3 separate regions of the Homo sapiens genome follow, and all the other regions are linked to region 2. A link is a loop called in an ENCODE intact Hi-C map of the cell type or tissue named here. Cell type or tissue: MCF 10A. All regions are shown on one strand. Each heading gives the region's core, and the rest is flanking DNA. Links, peaks and the distances in the headings are about the cores only.

Region 1 (7,850 bases), core at 1,820-6,819, 78 kb after region 2:
ATTGCTTAAGATTTCAAAGTGAGCAAACGAAAAGACAGGATTAAAATTCAGGCAATCTGACTCCTGAGCCCACACTTTAAAACTGGCAATGTATGGGTAAAATGAAAAGGGAAGATTCAGCTTTTGGAAAAAAGTATCAATTAACAACTGTAATTAAAGTTAGGAGGAGGAGGTGACAAGGAAATGCAAATAAAAAAAGAGTTACCACTCCATACTATTTAAACTTTTAGTCCCAAAGCTGGCTAGGCTAAGCCAGCCTTCCCAAGGTAAAGAGATTTCTTGGGACAGCCCATCCATATCAACAGCAATGTGGACTTTCCTATCACTCAATCTAAAACTGCCATCACTTCCTTTTTGCTTGCCCAGCTTTTTTTTCCCTTTAGGGCAAAAAAAAAACAAAAAAAAAAAAACCCCACCGTAACTCCACATGATTTGGTGGGCACGTCAACCACATATGTGGTCCTTACCTACCTGGCCTTGGGGTAAAACACAATGCTGTTTAAGAGCATCAAATTCCCCTAGACCAAGAGTGTATATGTGTCTATGTCCCATGTTAGGCCAGTTGTTTTTTGACATGAGATTGACGTTGGAGAAGAACATCTTTCTTTGTCTGAGAACATGCCCATAAGGATGTTTGCAGTTTGGGCACTGCTACATGGAGAACAGACCTGAGAATAAAGCCAAAGTACAGCATGGGATGGAGACACATAATAGTGTTTAAAACCCAGTACTCAGACACTCAACACCAGATAAATCCTTGGACTTCTTGGTTATATGAGTTAATAATTCCTGCCTCCTCCTTTTTTCCCTCTCTAATCTGGTTTGAGCTGGGTTTTTAACTGCTACTCTTCTTTTGACAATGGTTTAAAAAAATTAAATCCCTCCAGAAATTCAAGCGTGGTGTTTATGTGGGAAAACAACTCTCCTTAGGTCAGGGAAGGGCTGAAGCAAGCCAAACCCAGAGCAGCTTTGCCATGAGTGGTTTGGTACACCTATGGATAAGGTAAAGCAAGGCACTACTGTTTTAGAGAAGTGGTCTATACACCTTGGTATAGGGAGGCCTGCACAATTAGAAAATTCAGGTTTAATGCCTATAGTTATCAATGACTAGAGTGCCTAGCCATGTAATTCCCAATTCCATTTTTGAGGTAGGGGTTACTGGGGGGTTTCTATCTCATCTGAAGCTTAAGGAGCTAAAAAATCCTCTCAGCTTTGGAAATCATTACAATATTATCATAATAGTTAATATATATTGAATGCTTACCATGTATTAAACATTTTATATGCCATTTCTTACTCAATATTTGAAATAACATGGGCAGGCACTATTATTATCCCTACTCTACAGATGATAAAAAATGAAAACTCAGAGAAGCAGCTTGTCTAGGGTCATGCTAGTAAATGCCGGAGACAGATTTCAATATATGGTGGTTGGATACCAAACTTTGTGGTTCTTTACTATGTTTCACTACCAGCAGGATTCTTCAAGAGTACAGGGGCAAAGCAGAAATATTTTGAACCCAAGAAATTGCTAAGGTATCTTATTCCTCAATCCGCTAGGTGATGTGGGACTCTATCCCTTCAAATTCAAGTATATCCATAATTTACCTCAATATTCTTGGGCAATCATAGATAGTAGATAATTTTAACATTGAAAGGGACCTCAGAGGCCATGAAGTACAAAGATCTTACATTGCAGATGATGAAACTGAAGTCCAGAGAGGCTAAGAAACTTGTTCATGGTCACACAAGCCAATCTTACACTGTCAGGCTGGAACCCCAGGACTTCTTATTTGGTTCTCTTTTATTACACTATGTTTATTACACTATCTCTTTTATTACACTATGTTGCCTCCAAAAGTTAACATTTATTGTACACATATCATGAGCCAGCTCCTTGTGCTAAGCATTTGCAGTGGATCACTACTACTATTCTGAATCAGATACTAGAGGAGTAGCAGTTTCTGGTGCCAGACTGCCTGAATTTAAATCCAGCTTTGCCACTTACCAGGTACATAACTTTTGGAAAATTACAAAACCTCTCTCTAGCTTCAGTTTCCTCAACAACAGCATGGGATAAGAATCAATGGGTTGTTCTAAAGATTAAATAGGCTAATACATGCAAAGGACTTAAAACACTGCCTGGCATACAGGCAGGAGTTAGATAAACATTGGCTATTATTTTTGTAACTATAGATGAAAAAACTGAGGCTTAGAGAAATTAAGTAAAATATCCAAAGTTAGTAAGTTAGTAAATAGCAGAGCCAGGATTTGAACCCAACTACTCCGTCTCCAGAGCTTTCATAACTAATCATCACATTAATATCGTCAAATATTTTATCACTCAGTCCTACCACACTGTCTCTAGGTAAGAAGGGTTGGAGTCATAAACTTGTGAAAGAGAGAAAAGAAGGAAGATGAAAACAGTAATTTGAGGCTCTATTCAAATTAGGCAACGACCTAGGCTGTCTATAAGGAAAAGGACAGGTGGGTAAGAGGAAATCCTAATCTCTAAATGTAGAGCACCTCAGTGCTCAGTCATTGCTTCTGTCTTCTTCTTGGTCCCCACTTTCTTCCTGTTAAATGATGACTGTCAATTTATATATCTAGCCAAAACCTCTGCTCAGGGTTTCATGTTCATATATCCAACTACCTCAGTCTATAACTCTACTTGGATGTCTAAGAAAACGTAAAATGAATAAGTTTAAGACAGTACTCTTGATTCTACTATTCCCTCCAAACTTGTTCTTTCCTCCAGTTATCCCATCTCAGTTTAATAGGTGGCACCCCTTATTAAACCCAGGTGCTCAGACCTAAAAGACTAGAAGTCATCCTTGATTCTTCCCTTTCTATCACCCACCAAACCCAATTAATCAGCAAGTCTTGATGGCTTTCCCACTTAATATATGCTAGATCGACCCACATTTCACCATCTCTACTGCTATATTACCCTAATTTAAGCCAGAGTCAAACTTTGCCTAGACAACTCCAACAGCCTTCTAACTGGACCTCAGCCCTCTACTTTTGCAGCCAGAATAATATGGTTATGTTTTTAAAAATATAAATCAGGTCACATTACCTTATGCTCAAATTTCACAACACAAAACAGATCTAAACTCTTTATTATTCATGTTTACAAGGCTTACATGATCTGGACCTTGCTTACTCCTCATTACTCATCTCTTATCACTCCCTTGTACCCCTATTCATTGGTCTTTCTGTTCTCAAATATACCAAGCTGTTTCCCTCTGCCTCAAACACCTTTTAATCAACTCTTTACAGTTAGTTATTTGCTGAGACATCACTTCCTCAGAAAGGTGTTCCTTGACTACTTTACCCAAAATAGACTCCTAAATCTATCCTGCTTCCTTCTTATTTATTCCTAGCCCCTATCACCATCTGAATTTTCTTTTTAAAAAGTTTAATGTGTATGTCTTCTCCAACTAGAATACAAAATCCTTGATAGTTTTATTGAATTAAGGAAAAAACCCTCCATTTATTAAATGGGTGCCAAGAATTGATGAACGCTTTATTATGTTATTCCACTTAATCCACAAAAACAACATGGGGAAGAATTTATTAATCATCTTGCAGGTAAGGGCACTGAAACTCAACGTTACAAGTCAAGGTAAAGCAACTTACCAGTAGTCACACAACTAAGGTAGTGAGTGGCTAAGTTAATATTACAAAGTCAGATCTCTTTTAATTCCAAACACAGGCTGCAAGTGCTCTGTGTTTACCAAGGATTCATTTTTTAAAACTTCATAAAGAACCACTTCTAAAGTGCTTCTAGGTGCTCCCAAGACTATGGGACCACTGGATAAGCTAGGGTCCATCTCTTTAAACTGGCCAGCTGATGAAACTGGATTTAAGAGTGGAGCTGCAGGCCGGGCACAGTGGCTTTCACCTGTAATCGCAGCATTTTGGGAGACTGACGCAGGAGGATCACTTCAGCCCAAAATTTAAAGACCAGCCTGGGCAACACAGTGAGACCCTGTTTCTACAAAAAATACAAAAAATTAGCTGGGTGTGGTGGTGTGTGCTTGTAGTCCCAGCTACGTGGAAGGCTCATGCAGGATGACTGCTGTAGCCTGGGGATGTCGAGGCTGCAGTGAGCTATGATTGTGACGCTGCATTCCAGCCTGAGTGACACAGCGAGACTCTGCCTCAATACATACATACATACATGTGGAGCAGCAGGACTATAATCTAATCATAGTCCATGCCCTCTGGTGGCAGGTAACAGAAGAGCATTCACACCAGGAATTGATCAGTGACAGAAACATACAAAGGATTCCTTTGAAGTTACTGTATATACTAAAGCATGTGACCAAATTTGCTGGGTAAGCAGTTTACACTGAGATCGTGACTCACTTGACTAGGGGCCTCATTAAAGGCTAGCTTCTACTCCAGCTCAGTGACTCTCAAACTTGGACTGGAATCCCCTAGGGAACATTAAAGAATACATCAGATCCACTCCCAGAAATCCCTATTTAACTGATCTGAAGTTAAGGCCTAGACCCTGAAAATTTTAAGAGCTCCCTAGGTGATTTTAACAGGTAGCCAAGTTTGAGAACTATGCTCTAGACAGCCCTCTTTAGAAGAAACAATCACAGTATTAAGTAGAAGAATCAGTCAGTAATAACAGGGAGCTGTGAGGAGAAGAGTGGCAGCTTTGAGATAACTGAGGAGAATCATTCTACTCTACTACATGTTTTATCCTTGGAGGACTCCACTGCAAAAGAGTAATATCCCTTATGAGAACAGAACACACATACGTATACATATACACCATGCAAGATTTTAATGGAAAAGGATGCTCTTCCAGAGCAATGTTTTCCAAATATAGACCAGTTGTGTCAGTATCTCAGGAGAGCCATTTTGCCATGCAGAATCCCAAGCCCCATTACCTAGAGCTTCTGATTCAGCAACTCTAGAAAGAAGTCCAGAGAAGGCCTGGGGAACATGGACACACAAACATATGTACAATTATATATAAATAATTTTATTTTTTTAATTTTATTTTGAAAAGTTATAAACCTAGAGAAAATAGCAAAAACTATATAATGAACAATTATGTACCCTTCAACTAGATTCAACAACTATTACCATTTTCCCACATCTGCTTTTCATCTACATATATTAATGCTTCCACCCCTGAACTATATGAAAGTTGGAGATGTTACGACACTTCACCCCTAAATATATCAGTATATTTGAAAAAAGACATTCCCCTACAAAATTGCAGTATTATCACACTCAGGAAATTTAATTAAAAATATTCTCATTTGTCCCTAAAATGTTCTTTAAAACTGTTGATTTTTAAATACAGGATCCAATCAAGAATCACATACTGCAATTGGTTGTCATGTTTCTTCAGTCTCCTTTAATGTAGAATTCATGTATAATAGTCCTGTTGCCTTTTGTTTGCTTTGTATGACACTGACATTTTTGAAGAGTCTGGATTGTTTTACAGAATGTCCCACAGTTTGGACTTCTTCTGATCGTTTCCTCATAATTACATTCATGCTGAAGAGCTTATTTATTTATTTATTTATTTATTTATTTATTTTGAGACAGGGTCTTTCTCTGTTGCCCAGGCTGGTGTGCAGTGGTGCAATCATGGCTCACAGCAGCCTTCAACTCCTGGGCTCAGGTGATCCCCCTGAGCAACTAGGACTAAGGGTGTGCACCACCACACCTGGCCAATTTTTCTATTTTTTGTAGTGATGGGGGACTTGCTATATTGCCCAGGCTGGTCTTGAATTTCTGGCCTCAAGTAATCATTCCGCCTCAGCCTCCCAAAGTGCTGGCTCTGATTACAGGCATAAACTGCTAGGCCTGGCCTGCTAAAGAGATTTGATAAAAAATATTATACAGGTGATGTGGAGTATTTCTCATTGCAATACTGCAGGAGGCACATAATGTCAGTTTGTCTAATTACTGAAGATACAAAATTTGATCACATGTTAAGAGGTGATTGACAGTGTTCTTCACTGTAATTTCCCTTTGTAATTTACAGGCAATCAGTGGAGAGAAACTTTGAGACTGTGAACATCCTATTCCTCAGTATGTTTTTTTACCTAATAGTTTAAGCATTTATTGGTTACTCTTGCCTGACTCAATTATTAAAATAGTTGCAAAAAAGTAATTTTCTCTCATTCCTTCTATATATTTTTTTTAGACAGGGTTTTGCTTTGTCCCCCAGGCTGAAATTCAGTGGCGAGATCTCCGCTCACTGCAGCCTAGACTTCCCGGGCTCAGCTGATTCTTCCTTTTCAGCCTCCTGAGTAGCCGGCACTACAGGTGTGTGTCATCATGCCCAGATAATTTTTGTATTTTTTTGTAGGGACAGAGTTTCACCATGTTGCCCAGGCTGGTCTCAAACTCCTGGGCTCATGTGATCCACTCATCTCGGCCTCCCAAAGTGCTGGGATTACAGGTGTGAGCCACTTTGCCCAGCCTCATTCCTTCTATATTTATTGGCTGGCATTCTGTAAAGGAGATTTCTTCCCTCCAACTTTAATTTTTTTTTTTTGAGAAGAGGTTTTACTCTGTCACCCAGGCTGGAGTGCAATAGCATGATCATGGCTCACTGCAGCCTCGACCTCCCAGACTCAAGGGGATACTCCCACCTCAGTCTCCCAAGTAGCTGGGACCACAGATGCGTGACACCATGTCCAGCTCATTTTTAATGTTTTCCAGTAGAGATGGGGGTCTTGCCATGTTGCCCAGGCTGGTCTCGAACTCCTAGGCTTAAGGGATCCTCCTGCCTCAGCTTCCCAAAGTGTTGGGATTACAGGTGTATCAGGTGATTTTTAGAAACCAAAATCAAGGTGTCGTCATTGCTACTGAGATGTAATTGCTTCTAGGCCCTTTCAATGAACAGTGCTTGGAAAATACATATGTATATACACACACACATACAAATCATATGTTACATATATGTATTACTTGAATAGGATGCATACATATAAATATATTTTAAAGGCCAGAGTAGATACAGATATTCTCCAATTCAAATCCAATACTACAGGGTTCTTCCTCATCTTTTTCCATATTAGAATCTTATTTATTCATTTGCTCTATTTTCAATATCTGCAAATTAGTCTCAGATAACCATGCCAAAACCACAAACATTATTAAGAAGTCAAAATTTCTTTGCAGTCCATTTTTTCCTTAGAATATGCCCCATATTAAAGGTATACTGTGAAGGTTCTATGTTAAAATTTTATTTGAATTAATAGTTTTTTCAATGTGGTTATTACATCCATTTGATTCAGTTTTGTTTGTTTCTAATCAATTTTAGGGTTTGCTTTGTTCATCTTTTTTAGTTTAATTTTATTTATTAAGTAAAATACTTAGTTCAAAAGTCAAAAGAATATTAAAAGGTATTTTCAAAAGCCTCACTCTTATCCCAGTACTTTCTACCTTATTCCAAGACATGCCTAATGGGTGATCTTTTCATTATTTTCTGGCTTGACATTCCTGTGTTTCTTTTTACAAAAATAAATTTAAAATGCATACTTTCATATGTTATATATGTGTGCATATGTGTATACATACATATTTCCCCTTCTCTTTCCCAAAAGTTAGCGTATTATATATACTTTCTGCAACTTTCTTTTTTCACATTAATGATATATCTTAGAAATCACTCCATATTAGTTTACACAGATCTTCCTCATTCTATTTTATGGTTGAATGGTACTTCATTGTGTGAATGTACTATATAACATTCAATCAATCTCTTAATGTTGCAAAAAAATAACCATGTGTATATTGCTTTATTTTTGTGGCAGTACATCTTTAAAATCAAATTCCTGAAGTGGGATCCCTGGGTCAACTAA
Region 2 (7,850 bases), core at 1,813-6,812:
TTTATGGGTGTGAACTGAGTGACCAAGGAACTAGAGATGTTGATCTAAGAAAATTCTTACACCAACGCAGGACCCAAAGACATAGCATAGTCCTTGTGCATGTTTACATCACTCTCAGTGTTTAAAAAAAAAAAATCCCTCTCTGAACCACTTCCCACATCGTTTACTGCTCTTTCATTCAACAAATACTATTAATTACTTACCATATGACAGTTAGGATGATGGATACTGAGAATGGTGAAAAAGATATTGTCTCTATCCTCATGGAACATTTACTATAGTGAGGCAGATGACAAAATACAGGTAGCTAAAAATATTAGCAACTATTATAATTATAACAAAGGAAAGAAACAGGATATTAAGATGGACAGTATCAGGTGCATCTCTTTTGGATGAGGAGAGCCTTGGAGGTCTTCCTGACACCTTGAAGTTTAAGCTGTGGTCCCACGAAGGTCCACCTGAAAAGCGGACGTGTGCCAGACAGTGTGCTTCAGTGAATTATGAGCATTTGCGTCATCTTAAAACTCTGACAATTCTAGGCTGGAAACCTATGTGGGAATCAGAGCACATCCTGATATTTCAGTTTTTATTTGGCTTTAACCACTGTGAATCTTGGGATTTGGGCAGGAGAACCACTTTATAACTAACTCACAAGACCAGGATGACAACTGGAAAGAAAGGCACAAGGAACCAGTGTCATGGGCAATGAACCACTTCCTCTAACAGAGAGGAACCTGAGAATCCCAAAACAGCAGACTCAGAGTTTAATGCTGGGTAGATTTCAATTACAGCTAAACTTAATAGTCACTGGGACCAGTGAAATCAATACAATCTCCTGCTTAATACTGTCCTAACAATCTCCTGCCTCATACTGAGCCACTGCACCCGGCCGGGCCTCTTTTACTTAGTCTTCACAAGCCACTTACTTGATCTAGCCACATGTATAGTTCTGCTCTGACATCACCTCCCCCAGGAATCCTCCCTTGACCTCTTCTTTCACCATACTCCTGGCTCATCATGCCTTGCTGGGCCAGAGTACCTCTGTGCTCTGCTTTCACCACATACATGTTCATATTGTCCCTAATACTGAAGGTAGGGACAATATCTTTGTCACCATTCTCAGTATTTTTTAGGGTGCCAGAAGGGGCTTTTTTTTTTTGAGATGGAGTTTCGCTCTGTCATCCAGGCTGGAGTGCAATGGTGCGATCTCAGCTCACTGCAACCTCCGCCTCCCAGGTTCAAGCGATTCTCCTGCCTCAGCCTCCCAAGTAGCTGGGATTACAAGCATGCACCACCACGCCCAGCTAATTTTTGTATTATTAGTAGAGACAGGGTTTCACCATGTTAGCCAGGCTGGTCTCGAACTCCCGACCTCAGGTGATCCACTTTTGGCCTCCCAAAGTGCTGGGATTACAGGCATGAGCCACTGTGCCTGGCTGGGCCTCTTTTAGTTTTCACCAGCCTCTTATTTGATCCAGCCACATGCATAGTTCTGAAGAAGAGACTCTGCTCTGACATTGCCTCCCCCAGGAATCCTCCCTTGACTTCTTCTTTTACCATACTCCTTGCTCATCATGCTTTGCTGGGCCAGAGTACCTCTGTGCTCTGCTTTCACCACATACATGTTCACATATCTCTACCTGTCTCAGCTCTTTGAGCACAGGGATGGAGTCTGTCTCACCTCTGTCTCCCTAGAGTCTAGTATAGAATCGGGCACAGAGTAAGTATTTGTAAATATTTGATGACCTAAAGTAAAACAACTGGCCTGGATTATTCAAAATGCCAATGTCACGTCGTGAAAGATAGAAAAAAAAAGGTGGATAACTGTTCTAGATAAAGGAAACTAAAGAGACAGGAGAATTAAATGCAGTGGATGATCCTTTATTGAATCCCGGATTAGGAAACAACAGCTATAAAGGACATTAGTGTGACAACTAGGGGAAATTCTAATATGAACTACATAATAGCTAATAGTATATTAATTAATTTATTATTATTATTTTTCAGACGGAGTCTCACTCTGTTGCTCAGGCTGGAGTGCAGTGGCACAATCTTGGCTCACTGCAACCTCTGCCTCCTGGGTTCAAGCAATTCTCCTGCCTCAGCCTCCCGAGTAGCTGGAATTATAGGTGCACACCACCATGCCCAGCTAATTTTTGTATTTTTGGTACAGATAGGATTTCACCATGTTGGCCCAGCTGGTCTTGAACTCCTGACCTCAAGTGATCTGCCCACCTTGGCATCACACAGTGCCGGGATTACAGGCATGAGCCACCGCACCTGGCCTAGTAGTATTTTATTAATGTTAAATTTCATTAGTTTTTTTTTTTTTTGAGACAGAGTCTCGCTCTGTCGCCCAGGCTGGAGTGCAGTGGCGCAATCGCTGCTCACTGCAAGCTCCGCCTCCCGAGTTCACGCCATTCTCCTGCCTCAGCCTCCTGAGTAGCTGGGACTACAGGTGCCTGCCACCACGCCCGGCTAATTTTTTTTTTTTTTTTTGTATTTTTAGTAGAGATGGGGTTTCACCATGTTAGCCAGGATAGTCTTGATCTCCTGATCTCACGATCCACCCGCCTCAGGCTCTCAAAGTGCTGGGATTACAGGTGTGAGCCACCGCGCCTGGCCTCATTAGTTTTTATTTATGTTAAATTTCTTAATCATAATAATACTATTATGTTCCTTATTCTTAGGAGATAAACACAAAAGTATTTAAGGATAAAATCTCTCATCTGCAGTTAACTCTCAAATGGTTCAGTAAATAAATGAAAAACATTTTAAATATACAGGTATTCAACAAGTATGTATATTTATATGTGTATATATAGTTAGGAGAAACAGACGAAGTAAATACTGCAAAAAGTGGTAAAGATAGGCAAAGAGTTCATGGTTGCTTATTGTTCTATTTTTGTAACTTTTCTGTAGGTTTGAAATTTTTAAAATAAAACATTGGAGAAAAAAGTAGTAGTCTCAACTTAGGTAGGAAAGCTTAATGGGATATGAAATCTCCCTGAGCTTTGGGTGACTACCTGCTATATCGGAAGTGCATGGTCAGTTGGGCCAGGACTCTAAGTGGTAGGGTAGTGTGGAGACAAGGATATAGGAAAGGGGGAGGGCCAGTAAGCACCCAGATAACAGAGGTGGTACCTATGTATGTCTAGCAGAAGCGTGTAGCCAGGCAGAAGGGCAGGAGTCATAAATACCAGATCCAAAGGGCAAAGCAAAAGACAGCTCTTGTACAGATCGAGCTCTTTGGCAGAGGTTTAGGTAAGTAATCAGAAAAACACAGGAAATGATAATATCAGAGGTGGGGCAAAGGGTCAGTAAGGCAGGCAAGCAGGCAGGAAGGCAGGCAGGCAAGCAGGCAGAAAGGATACACTAAGAAGCACAGAGGAATTAGAAGTTTAGGCAAGGCTCTGGCTTGTCTGGGCATAGTTAAAGGCTAATTTCAGGGAAGCAAATAGAAACTAGAGTGAGAGCAGACAAGTTGCTGAGCACCCACGATGAGAAACAGCTTAAGAGCAGAGGAGGACACAAAAAGTGGGCTCAATCTGTCTGAAAATGGGGAAGGGAGAGGTAGCAGCTAATGGCAGAATGTGATACCTTGGTCTTTGTTTCTCTTAGTTGGTGAGGCAAGAAGAGTCTGGCTAAAGTTTGCTTCCTCTTATCTAGTGGCTGAATCAGAGAGATGTAAATTGGGGCAGAATTCCCAGGAAAGGTCATGCCCCGGTCCCAAACCACTTTTGGGACTGCAGGCCCATGAGGTACATCCTTACCAGTCTCTGAATGCTGCTACCAGTATGTTTCTCTCACTTCTTAATGATGGCATTCCATTTAAGAATTCGGAGTTCCTATTTCTTTGAGAAATCTCTTTTTAAACTAGCAGCTACATTCATGGATGTGCTAACCCCCATTCATGCATCCATTCTTTCAGAATCCCAGGTAGGCCTAACTTTCACGTCTGAAATGTAGATCAGAGTTCCTGAATGCCTAACTGGAGGTATTTAAAACTTGCCTTTGTCTGGACCAGCTCTACCATGCCCAGTCCAGACTCCCAGTGCAACATTCTAACTGCAAGTCAGAATGCCTTTTTCTTTTCTCAGAGACTCTGGTACTGAAAGAAAGCAATCTAGCATGGGTTAGGTGAGGAGAAGTTCCCTCCATAGAAAAGGATCAGCCAGGGGATCATAGAAATGGCTGCAGGGATCAGATGGTCTGGCCCCCACAGAGTATTTAAAATTCAGGTATCTTTTTGACCTGCTTGCAAGTCACATAAGCAATACGGATTTGGGTACAGAAGTATCTATGAGGGAAAGGGGGAAGGAGAATGGGGGAACAGTCACTTCCCTGGGCACATTCTCTAGAAGCAGTGCTTTTATCGGAGGTGATTCTGTTAAGACTATGATGAAAAGACACCAGGGAAGGCAGTGTGGGAACAAGACTTGTTTGTGTAGAGGAAGGTCGGAAAAGACACCTTTCAGACCTGTGCCCTCCCATCAACAGACAGCACAGCACTCACACTGGCAGCACCCCTCCCTATTTCTCTGCTCAGGACACAATCTGCAGGGCTTTTTTAAGGGCCTTTCCTCCCTCTCAGTAATGACCTACCTTGCTATGTTTAAGGCTGAGCTTTTCTTCCCTCCCTTGTTCTGTGTCCTGGGTTCCAGATGAGAGACGCAGAGTTCCATTGAATCTTTAATCTCTCTCGGAAGTACTTAGTCACTGATTTGGCCACGTGGCATCTGCTTTCCCATTGTGGGTCTGGTATGTTAACTAAGAAAGTTATTTTCCAGCCGAGTTAGAAATAGCAGGAACTTGAATTGACTTGCTAGACTGGCAGTGCTGGAAGTTAGGGCCATGTGCCAAAGGAAAGAATAGATGGCCAATCACCAGGGAGCAAATTTCTCAATCTGTAGCCTGAGACTAAACCTTCCTGCTGGCAAGGGAGATGTGTGTTAGGCCTTTGCTGCCAGGTTCACACTGGGAGACGTTCTGTGACTTCTTGGTGGCTCCACATGCAGTCTGAAACTCAGAAGGGGAATTGCGAACCACCTTTTATCTAGGGATAAGGATCTAGAAGAAATAGGGGTGATCCTAGAGACAGAAAACAAAATCCTGAAGAAAAAGTAAAGATGAGAGGAGGCTGAGAAGTCTCAGATATGGCAAAGGTAAGGGACAGAAAAGCAGACCTCTAGATAGTAGGTGCCAGGCCAGTAGTTCTGAAGGCTGACCCTGGGCCCCTGCAGGTGCTGCTGCTAGCCCTGTCCCCCACTCTCAGCCCAGGCCCCATCCCAGCTCCTACCTGGTAGGTACCTGTCGTGGCTGTGGCTGTACTCTATGGCAGTGAGTGACAAGTGAGTCTGTGTAAAGGGCTGGTTGCCAAACAGATTGTCACTACGAAGGTTGTGGCAGAGTTTCTCCAGGAAGCGGAGGACGTAGGTGATGCTGTTGACTGCTGGGAGGTTGAGGGTATGCTGTTCCCGGTCAAACACGGCTGTGGAGTGAGTAAACAGGGCCAAGCATGTCAGCCTGGCAGTGGAGTACAGCGCTAGGCAGGACGAGTCCAGCCCACTGCTTGTCTCAGGCTTACCTGGTTACACAAAGGGAATCAGTGCCCCACGTTTCCTCCCTCCCTCCCTTTAACTCCCTCCCTCGAGGGCTTTGATTTTTGCCTCCAACTGTAAAGGGCTTGCAAATATGGGAGTGGCCAGGCCAGGTCTGTTGCACCCTGGGCTCTGGAATGATTTTATTCAACTTGTGAAAACAACTGTGAACATAATTCTCTCTGCTCCATCACTTGGTTGGACCTCCCCCAGGAAATCTGCTCATTTAGGGTGCTATTTTCACAAGAACTGCCCAAGAACAGAGAAGCTTGGCAGAAGAGTAGAATATAGCCATAGCCAGCAATGGTATGGGTACACAATTTCTGATCTACATAAGGGCACTAGAATTTTGGCAACATTTGGAACTGTTTCATGCTTGGTGTTAGTTTACTTCCTATCATCTTTTTCTATAAAAATGTATCAGTATAAACCTTAAAAAGCAAAGACCTGTGTATTTGTCTCTGAGGGCAGCAAGGACATGGGGATTTGGGGAGATAGGTCATTCTCAAGAACCAGTTTTGAGGCAGGAGAAGAACCCCAGAGAGGGTATAGGAGAGCAGCTAAAGAGAGGCAGTAAAGAAGGCCAGGTTCCTACAGACCATTACACAGAAACAAAGAAGAGACCAGGGAGTAGGCTGGGCCTCAGAAGGGACATAAGGCTTAATTTCCCAGGCACTTCCCAGTCTTTTTTTTTTTTTTTTTTTTTTGAGACGGAGTCTTGCTCTGTCACCCAGGCTGGGGTGCAATGGCACGATCTCAGCTCACTGCAACCTCCGCCTCCCAGGTTCAAGCAATTCTCTTGCCTCAGCCTCCCGAGTATCTGGGACTACAGGCGTGCACCACCATGCCTGGCTAATGTTTTGTATTTTTTTTTAGTAGAGACAGGGTTTTGCCATGTTGGCCAGGCTGGTCTTCAACTCCTGACCTCAGGTGATCCGCCCACCTCAGCCTCCCAAAGTGCTGGGATTACAGGTGTGAGCCACCGCACCTGGCCAATTCCTAGTCTTCTATAAAAATTCCCTGCCTGTCTGCTCCATCCTCCTCACAGCCAAGTACTCCCTAGTCTGGGTTCCCACACCACTCTGTATACATTTCCCTATTACAGCACTTCTCACAGTTAGCTATGTATATTCTTTCTTTTTCACTGGTATGGAGCCTAAGCTGTCATCTTCTATTCTCCCCTTCTCCTGACCAGTGTCTGGCAATCACCTGACACATAGTAAGGGTTCAATAAATGTTTGCTAAAATAATACAGTCTGGTTATTTATGGAGTCTTCCATGCCAGCGGGGTTTCCTGAAGCTGGTTATTACAACCTGCTAGGGAGGAGGGGCAGGGGAATATGGAATAGCATCAGTTAAGACTGAAAGGCTCTAGGTCAAGTCTTCATAGGTTTAGTGGCTAAACAGGATTTTGGATTTAGGAAAACTGAAACAGAATCAGGACACAGGAGAAAAAATGAGTATTCTGTGAGAGCAAAAAACACTGTGTCACTGAATCAAACTCTCATAGCAGTAAAGAAAAAGGAAATGACTTTTCCCAACCACCCTGGGATTTAATTCTCTTCTTCTGGGCCTGGTTTAGGACGAGGAAGCTAAGGAATCAAAGGAATGATAGAGGAGTTCAGTGGTTCCTGAAACCAGGTGGGAGGCTGCAACAGTCTGGAGAAACCCTCCTGCTGCCACAACATAGCCCCCTCTGGATTCTTTCTCCTATACTTTCTGTACGGACAGGTCAATCAGGTAGATGGGGGGAATCAGTTTAGAGGCTCACTGAAGCAGAATCTGTGGGTATTCTCCTTGGCAGAGGTATGCATAAGGCTCAGAGGGGCTCTTGGGGGGTTGGAGATGAGGAATGGAATACCTTCACATTTTTCCAGAGCCTGCAGGTATGAAGTGGGAACCAGGATGCCTTACAAGAAATCAACCAGTTGAGAAGGTGGGTCCTTCTGGCTGGGAGGCAATATGAGCCAAAGTGTGCTTACCTGAGATAACCTCACCACCATGGCCTTGCTTGAGGAAGCTGAAGACGGTTTTCTGGTGATAAGCACAGTCGATACAGGCCTGGACAGCCTGCTGCAACACCACAGAGGCACGGGCTGGTCCAAAATGGTCAGGGAGTTGCTGGACCTTCTTCTTATCTAAGTGGGGGCCTGTGCTGCCATTCTTGTTCAAGTAGATACAAACTATGGGAGACAAAGAATCAAAGAAGCTTCAAGAGTCTCTGGGATAGAGAAGTCAGAGAACAGCATC
Region 3 (7,850 bases), core at 1,820-6,819, 390 kb after region 2:
AGGCAGAAGAGCCATGAAGCGGCTAAAAACCAGGCCTCTGGGCCATACTGTCGGGCGCTGGGGCTGAATCCGGGACTCAACCAGTGTTTCCAAGCAGCCTCAGAGATAGAAGCAGGCAGGGCTGAGAACGCTGATTCCCCACTGCTCAAGCAGGCATCTTGATTTTGCCCAGAATTTAGGCTTTTTCTCTTAAATCTTTCTCATTCCCCTGTAAACACAGAATCCCTTCAGGATCTGCAGGGGAAAGGAAATTCATGTATAATGAACATCTCCTGTGTGCCTCGTGAGTTTGTTTGCTCTTCCTAACAACCCCATGATTGAAGCCCCTGCTTTACACATGAGGAGCCTGAGGCTCCTCAGAGAGGCTGATGCACTTGTTCAAGGACACACAGCTGGGAGAGATGAACCTGGGACTGCACCTCAGTGCTGTGCGACCCCAGGATCTTGGGGTTTGGAACTGGAGGAGTTCTGTGGAAGTTGGAGCCAGCATGTTCTGTAGAGCCAGAAACAGGCTTTGGCTGCCCCTGAAGCCTGATCCAAAGGTAGCGAGTTCCTCCACTGGAGGATACCAACAACATGCCGAGTAAGCTACCACGAAGCCTGTGCAGTTGACACGTGTTGGCTCCGTTCCAACAACTTTAGGAGGAGGGAACCATGCTCAGCCCTATTTACCCTGAAGAAATGAAGACTGAGAAGTCAGTGGAAGGCTCTGGGACAGAGTGGAATGAATATGCAGTGGAAGTAGTCATTACAGCAGTTCCAATGCGTGCGTCACTGCTTACGTGGGACACCGCAGTGGTGTAGCCAACCCTGGGCTCAGGGTGCTGCAAACAACACTCCACTTAATGTTTACAGCAACCCAAGGAAAGCCAGTGCCATTATTGTAGCCATTCTCCAGATGTAGAAATGGGTTCAGAAAGGTTAAGTAATTTGCACAAGGTTACACAGCTTGTCAGTGGCAAAAAAATGACAGTCACATGACCGACTTCAAGCCCCACGAGAAATCCCCAGCCGATGGGGCTGCTGCTTCTGAGATGAAGCAACTGTGAGCCTCTGTCAGGGTCAGGAGCCCCAGTCCTCTTTCTAGGGCCACTTGTGACGTCCCCATCCTTGTGGGCCTCAGCAGAAGGGAGAGTATCCCTGGGGATGTCCTCTGGCCATTTCAAGGACAAATTGTAGAAGGCTCTCGGTTTGAGGGGCCATCTTTCCTGTGACCGTCTCTGGCTCTCACAGGTGCAAAGAATCACCCTTTCAAGAGGGTCTTTGGATCTAGAACCTTCCACACTCCTCTCCCATCTGATCAGCCATACCACTCTGAAAAAGCAATCTGAAGGAAATATTTTAAAATTTGAGAACAGCTTTTGGCACAAAGGTATGCATCACAGCTTTGTGCAGAATAGCAGGAAACAATTTTCAGATTGTGAGCCATGGGATCAGCCTCTTGGAGGAGAAAGAACTTAGAATGAAAGGGAAATGCTCATGAAATCTTACATGTACTGAGCAGGAGACGACAGAGCACCATCTAAAGCACAGGGGTAAGCAAAGGAACAAAAGGATGTCAGCGAATGTCGAGGACGCTTGGGGTGAGACAGAGCTGGGGACTTTTCTATGTTTTTTCCTTATTGTCATATTTACCAAGTTTATTTAAACAAGCATTACTTTTATAGTGGGTCAGTGGGGAGAGAGATAGAGAGACCTCTATTTTATGCAACTAAAACCGAAACTGCTTCTGGATGCAGACAAGAACCAGGTGTGCCACCATGGCCAGGGTGCAGGCTCTCCCACTGCCAGATCCTGTGAGGCTGACAGATGTTGAATTTTCTAATGCTGCCCTTCTCTGAGGAACACTGGACATCTCAGTTAAAAATGTTGTACCTGGGTTGCCAGAAATTCTTTCCAAAGCACTTACAGTCTTACCTCAGGCTTGGCTGTGGGGCGTCTTGGCAGTTCTTTTGCCTGCAACTCTTGCACGTATTTTCCAAAGCACAGAATCGTTTTTAGTGGAAGTAGTAGCTTTCCCCTATAGGATCTTCAGCGCAAGGGCTGGGGAAAAGGTGGGCAGTGGGTGTGGCATTTCAGCTGGCTGATGTCCATATTCACATGAAGGGAGTTCATCTGATCCAATGGGCTTGACCAGGGAATTTAATTATTATTTGGGTGTACCAGGGCTGAGGGCCCTTTCCAAGCCAGGCCAAGTCTGCAATGTCCCCTGTGGCCAGGGGAGCCCCGAAGGTCCAGAGACCAAGGAAGGAGCCCAGAGCAGGCCAGGGTAGCCCCTGGTCCTGGGTCTCTTGTGCCCCCAGATGCTGTTTCTCCCCAGCTGGAGCTGGTCTGCTGAGGGCCTTCAGGAATCCTCCAGGGGTGCCCAGCACATCAAGAGAGCATCTCACTCTGGGCGCCTGTGTCCTTAATCTTCATGGGACCATGCCCGTGAGAAGGTGGAGGACCCTTCAGCACAGCCGCTGCCTGCCCCTGGGTGGGGGCTGATCCTGAGGGTGGGTCTTTGGAATGGAGCAAGTAGAGGTGAGGAGTGAGGGGGAAGGGGGTGTGCTCTATCCTGTGCTTTGTGATGAACTCCTAGCCCCATCCGAGGGAGGTGAAAACTGAGGCTTGGTACAAGAGACTTTCCCAAGATCATCCAATCTGCAGCAGAGCCAGAAACCCAGGACATGAGGTTTCTCAGGGGGCATCAGGACCCCCAAGTGCTCACTGTGGAAGGTTCTTCCAAAGCCTCCTTCTGGTCCTAGATGGGCCCATCATAGAGAAGGAATAGTGAGTCAGCTCTAGGCAGTGTGTACACTGGAAAGAACATGGGCTCTGGAATCAGATAAACTCGGTTTCTACTGTGTGATCTTGGGTAAGTCACTTAACGTCTCTGAGCCTTCCATTTTCTGTAGCTGGACACCAATACCAACCTCATGGGGTTAGTTTGAAGCAAAGGAGCTTTCCTGGGAATGACAGGGAAAGAGAAGTCATTGACACCAGGGGATACTCAGCCGGTCTCAATGCAGGACAGATGCTCCCAGGACACACCAGCGGGAGGTGCCCCCTGCCGGGGTCTGGAGGGCAGGACCAGCATGCCTCCTCCCCTGAAACCTCTGCGCCTGACATTGCCTGGCACGAGGCAGGGGCTTGATAAGTGTCCGCTGGTCAAATGGAGCGGATCTGGCAAGGGGCCAGCCCCATTCCTGGTGTTCTCCCTGCCTTCCTGGCTCTGGAGCCCCCTCCTGCTCCGAAGGCTCCGCTCTGCCATAAGCCAGGTCCCTACCCTGCCCTGTGTGGCTCAGGAGACGTGGACATCCCCGAGCTGGTCCAGATGCCTGCACCCCTGCTTTGCTCCTGGGGGAGGACTTTGCCTGTTTCTCATGGACGCTTACACCGTGCCAGAGGCTGGGCCTCACCTGCACGATCCCGTTAATGCCTCGCAACCCCACAGGGCAAGCGCCTTGAGGATCTTCACTCTACAGAGGTGGCAGCTGGAGCTTTGGAGGAAAGGAGTTGCTGCTGCGGACTGAATTGTGCCCCTGCTGCCCCCACATTCATATATGGAAGCTCTAACCCTCTATGTGACTATATGTGGGACGCGGTCTTTAGGAGGTAATGAAGGTAAAATGAGGTCATAATCCCACAGGACCGCGGCCTTATAACAAGAGGAAGAGGGACCGGAACGCTCTCTCCATGTGAGTGTACAGGGCAGGCCAGGAGGAGGGCCCGCTCCAGAAATGGCCCCGCGCCAGGCTGCCCAGCCGCCACCGCTGGGAGAAATGAGTTTCTGTTGCGAGCTGCCAAGTCTGCAGTACTGTGTTATGGCCGGGGCTGACCGTCACTCACCCAAGGTCACACAGAGAGGAGCAACCAGGATTCAAGCTCAGTCTGTTCTTGAGAACTCAGGCCTGTTCATGACCCCACAGTGGGTCTCCTGTGCTAGGGCTGTGCCTCAGTAGCCGGGTCTGTGGAGTGGGTGGCTTTTTTCTGCCCTGCTCCAGGGTCATGAAGCCTGAGTAACCTCTGACTCACCTCAGGCTCGGCAGGCTCCCTGCTGGCCATGGGGCCATTTCTGCTGCTGCAGCGCCCCCTGCTGGCCCAGACCACGTCTGCCTTGTGCCTGTCCCCTGGAGTTCGTTCCCCTCCCTCCAGATCTGGCTCTCCAAGCCCTGCCCCTTCCGTGCCATCCCTCAGGTTCTGCAGGGCACTGGCCACTTCTGCACAGCCAGGCCTTCCCACCCTACCCCCGAGATTCACACAGCAGGGTCCACTCCCTCCCAGGCTTGGCTTCCCCAGGCTGAGGGCTGGGCATTGGCACCCTTCCACAGACCACATGAGTCAGCTCCCTCCCCACCCAACAAGGCCAGTGCTGGCTCTGTCTGAGGTCCCTTTGTTCAGGTCTCTTCTGAAGAAAGGCACCAGAGGCTCCAGCTCTGGCCATAATGCCCCAGATGAAGCTTGACAGGAGAACTGGACACAACAGGCCAGGTGGGGATGGGACGCCTGGATACTGCCTTGGGCCTGAGTGGGCAGGGAAGAGGCAAAGATATGCTATCGTGGATCCTAGGCTGGCTACAAGGCTCTCAGATGCCAACCCACCTCCCTCCTGTCCTTTTACACTCCCTGGGCCCCCTGCCCCCTGCAGCCCAGGGCCCCTCACTGCCTCCTCCACCAGCTGCTCACTGAACCCCTTGCAGCTCTTGGAGAGGGCAAGCTGAGATTCTGGAGCCAGAAACTCCTGGGTCCTTTTCTACACTAACTCACTTTGTGACCGTCTTCTCTCTTGGCCTTCATTTCCTCAACTGTGCAATGGGAGCAGTGCACCCCTCTTGGGTGTGAAGGGCCCAGCAGAGGGCCCAGTGCAAAGCTGGCATCAGTGCATGTTTGTGCGATGGGCAGACGGGTTGGGGGGGTCAGTAGCCTTGACTACAGGGACAGGGACTCTGCTCACCTCCAGGCTGTCTTCCTTGCCTTTCTTTCCTTGAAGGGAGTGGTTCCCTCTGAGTGCCTATGCTAATGAGCTCCCTGCAGCCCCATCTGCATAAGGAGCTTCTGACTCGGTTTCTCTGGGTCAAGCTCAGGCCATGGAGGCATCTTAAGGTCAGCTTCAGGTGGGAAAAGTAGGTAGGGGTGTTGGGAGGCAGATCCAGTTCCAATCTTGATTTCACCAAGTTCTTATCGAAGAAACTCCTGGAAAACTGTTTTCCATTGTCTGAGCCTCAGTTTCATCTTCTGGAAAATGGAGCAATGACACCCTGTTAAAGGAGCTCCATGAGAAGGTGCAACTCAGAGTAGGTACCTCGTGCCCACACCCACCACAGTCTGGGTTGCATCTACACTTGCCCTCTCACCTCTCGGTCCCTAACTCCTCTGAGCTGCAGTAGCTCAAAAGCAGCTCAAACTCAGCTTATCTCACCCTCAGCTCCTTACCCCACCCTAGTAACTGCCCACCCTCCACTCACTGCACAGACCAGAAACCCAGGTGGGGTTTCCTTGATTCCTTTCTCTCCCTCAACTCCTTCCCTAGTCCCCAGACCCACAGCCCCAGAAGATTCCATCCTCACACACTCCTGCTGCCTCCTTCCTTGACTGCCCACTGGACTGGTGCAGGAGCCTGTTGGCGGTTCCCACATTCGTCTAGCTCCTTTCCAACCCTTTCCCCACACTGCAGCTAATGACTTTATCAGGCTCACATGTGGTTCCTTGCTGAAAATCCTGCAGGGGCTTCTCAGTGCTTTTAGGAGGAAGAACACATGTCTCTGCTGGAGGTCCTGCATTATCTGGGCCCTATGACGACCCCGTTAGATTTCAGGGCGCCTTCCCCTCACTTGGAGGTCCAGCCATCCTGGACTTCCTTTGTTGACCTTTCCCTCTGTCTGGAGTGTTCTTTCCCATCCCACCTCATTGCCTGGTTGCCACCTACTCACTCTCCAAATCTCAGCCCAGGCACAGCATCTCTAGAGAGGCTTGTCCTGAGCCCCCGGCAGGGTTGAATGCCTCTGCTGCAAGCTCCTGGCAGTCTGCGGCCTCTTCTTTGGGCCCTTTCTTGGTTATTACTAAACAAACCTTTGGGTGACCCTATGGCAGTCTTCTCTGTCCCACAGACCGCAAGCTCCCTGAGAACAGGGTTGCCTCTGTGCCTGCTTGCCTTGGCAGCTCCAATCCCTGCAGAGAATTTGGGATGAAACAGATGCTTGATAAATATGGTCATATCCTCCTTGAACCCCTGGAGGCGTTCATTCTATGTCCTGAGTTTTGCACAAGATGTTCAGGCTGATTATTGGTTGGAGAGCTCACGATGTGGTGGAAAGAATCTTAGTCTGGGATTTCTGGGATTCAGGAGTCTTGAGTTCTAGCCCTGGTTCTGCTGTGTGACTCTGGGCAAATCACTGCCCCTCTCTGAGTCTGTGTTCTCACCATAACATCAAGGGGCTGTATTGTGCAAGATCAGAGCAATCTCTTCCAATCGGATTGGTACAGGAAAATTTCTTGAATAAGACAGGGCCTGTGCAGGGTCTTGAAATAAGAGCAGGACTGAGTGAGGTGGAGAAGGAAAGGCATTCCAGATGGGAGGAACAGCATGAGCAAAGGTGTGAATTCCATGTGTGGCTGGATGGAGGGTGGGAGGTGAGGCCCGGGTGAGCAGGAATGGTGGGGAGCAGGGACTGAACTCCCCTTCCCAAAGTCCTCTGGGGCCCCCAGCTGACTAGGATCCCAGTCCCAGCTCTGAGAATGGCTGGTTCAACCTGAAGCTGCCTTAATTGCAAGGCCCCTCAATTATCCACCCCACCCAGCACCTCCCGCCTCTGGCGTGGTGGGTTAATTTCTGGCTCTCCAGAGTTGTCCTGTTAATAGTCTTGTCTTCCTGTAACCGACAGCTCCCTCATCAGATAGCGGCAAGGACGAGTCCTCCCGGGGGGAACCAGAGGCTCCTGCCTGCCGCCCTCTATGGCTAGGGAGATGGCGTCACCGCCCAGGAATGCTGCACCCAGGCCCCCTCCCCATTCCCAGCAGCTTATCTAGTCTGGAATCTTGTGTCTGGCTTTGTCATCTCCTGCCCTGTGCCGCCCCCTGCCACCCTCAGCCCACACAGTGTCCCCTAGAGCCGGCTCCTGTGGGGTTTTGGGTTAAAAGCCTGCCAAGATTGGTTTCTTGGTGCCTCGTTGGGCCAGGTCTGGAGCTCTGGCTTCTGGGGGTGAGGCTGGGTGCCGGCATCCTGGCTGAGGGATGGGTTGAGAGGCAGCAGTTCATGTGCAGGATACTGCAGGCTGGATTAGCAGGCTAAGATTGGGATGGGTGGGAACTTTTCCTGCCAGAAAGAGCCCGGGTCCCTGAAACAGTGGGGACTACGGGATGGGAAGCAGGGATTTCATCCTGAACAATCAGCCCACCCAGTGGGCCCAGCATCGAAGCAGTGGGGAGAGACTGGGTGGGTGAGATCAGCCAAGTGTTTGCAGCAGGTGCTGAGTCCTGGGGTAAGGTTTGCCCCTTGTGGTCACCTAAAATGAAGTGCCCATCAAAGGCAAGACTTCAAAGGCCACTGGTGCCAGAGAACAGAATTAAGGGCAGAAGGAATTCAAGGACTGTTTTTAATGGTACCAGACAGCTTAAAGAAAGGAAATGCGATGAAAAATCCCTAGAGCCTTAGCCCAAGGCATGGACCCAAACTCGAGAACTTTCTACGGTCTGGAAAAAGAATCTCATCTCCTATCAAGGCAGGGCAGACACGACCAAACACCAGATGCCTACTTTGATCTGGTGGGTTGCTGAGTTACAATATTAGTTGAATTCCCAAACTTTGCAGGGTTTTTACATAAATATCAGGAATTAATCCAGAAGAGGTGAGAGTTGAGAATCAGAATGAG

The links. A loop is a pair of places that touch in the nucleus more often than their neighbours do. Peaks named below come from ENCODE experiments on the same cell type or tissue, not always from the same donor. Only the 100,000 strongest peaks of a DNase experiment are listed, where the experiment ranks them.
Region 1: a loop joins it to region 2, with 3 times the contacts of the local background. A loop is called at or near these places in 11 of 110 quality-filtered maps.
Region 3: a loop joins it to region 2, with 3 times the contacts of the local background. A loop is called at or near these places in 3 of 110 quality-filtered maps.

What each region holds. Positions count from the first base shown.
Region 1 is chr1:41,119,053-41,126,902 of GRCh38, forward strand. The region is part of intron 6 of SCMH1 (Scm polycomb group protein homolog 1); the gene reads right to left. Among named protein-coding and RNA genes, the nearest start is that of SLFNL1, 100 kb to the left of the region's middle. In MCF 10A, for the core only: a CTCF peak has its summit at 4,218 (motif pointing left); a DNase peak (open chromatin) is centred at 4,319.
Region 2 is chr1:41,041,108-41,048,957 of GRCh38, forward strand. SCMH1 (Scm polycomb group protein homolog 1) reads right to left here. Exons shown (of 16, transcript NM_001394311.1): 11 at 7,583-7,783; 12 at 5,300-5,491. It overlaps SLFNL1-AS1 (SLFNL1 antisense RNA 1), which reads left to right. Exons shown (of 4, transcript NR_037868.1): 4 at 2,008-2,783. Among named protein-coding and RNA genes, the nearest start is that of SLFNL1, 23 kb to the left of the region's middle. In MCF 10A, for the core only: no CTCF peak of the experiment used is centred there; a DNase peak (open chromatin) is centred at 4,844.
Region 3 is chr1:41,428,829-41,436,678 of GRCh38, forward strand. LOC105378678 (a long non-coding RNA gene) reads left to right here. Exons shown (of 6, transcript XR_007066029.1): 2 at 1-4,473. Among named protein-coding and RNA genes, the nearest start is that of EDN2, 52 kb to the right of the region's middle. RefSeq lists enhancers at 3,812-3,921, 4,609-5,240, 5,339-6,123. In MCF 10A, for the core only: a CTCF peak has its summit at 4,103 (motif pointing left); DNase peaks (open chromatin) are centred at 3,753, 4,063 and 4,283.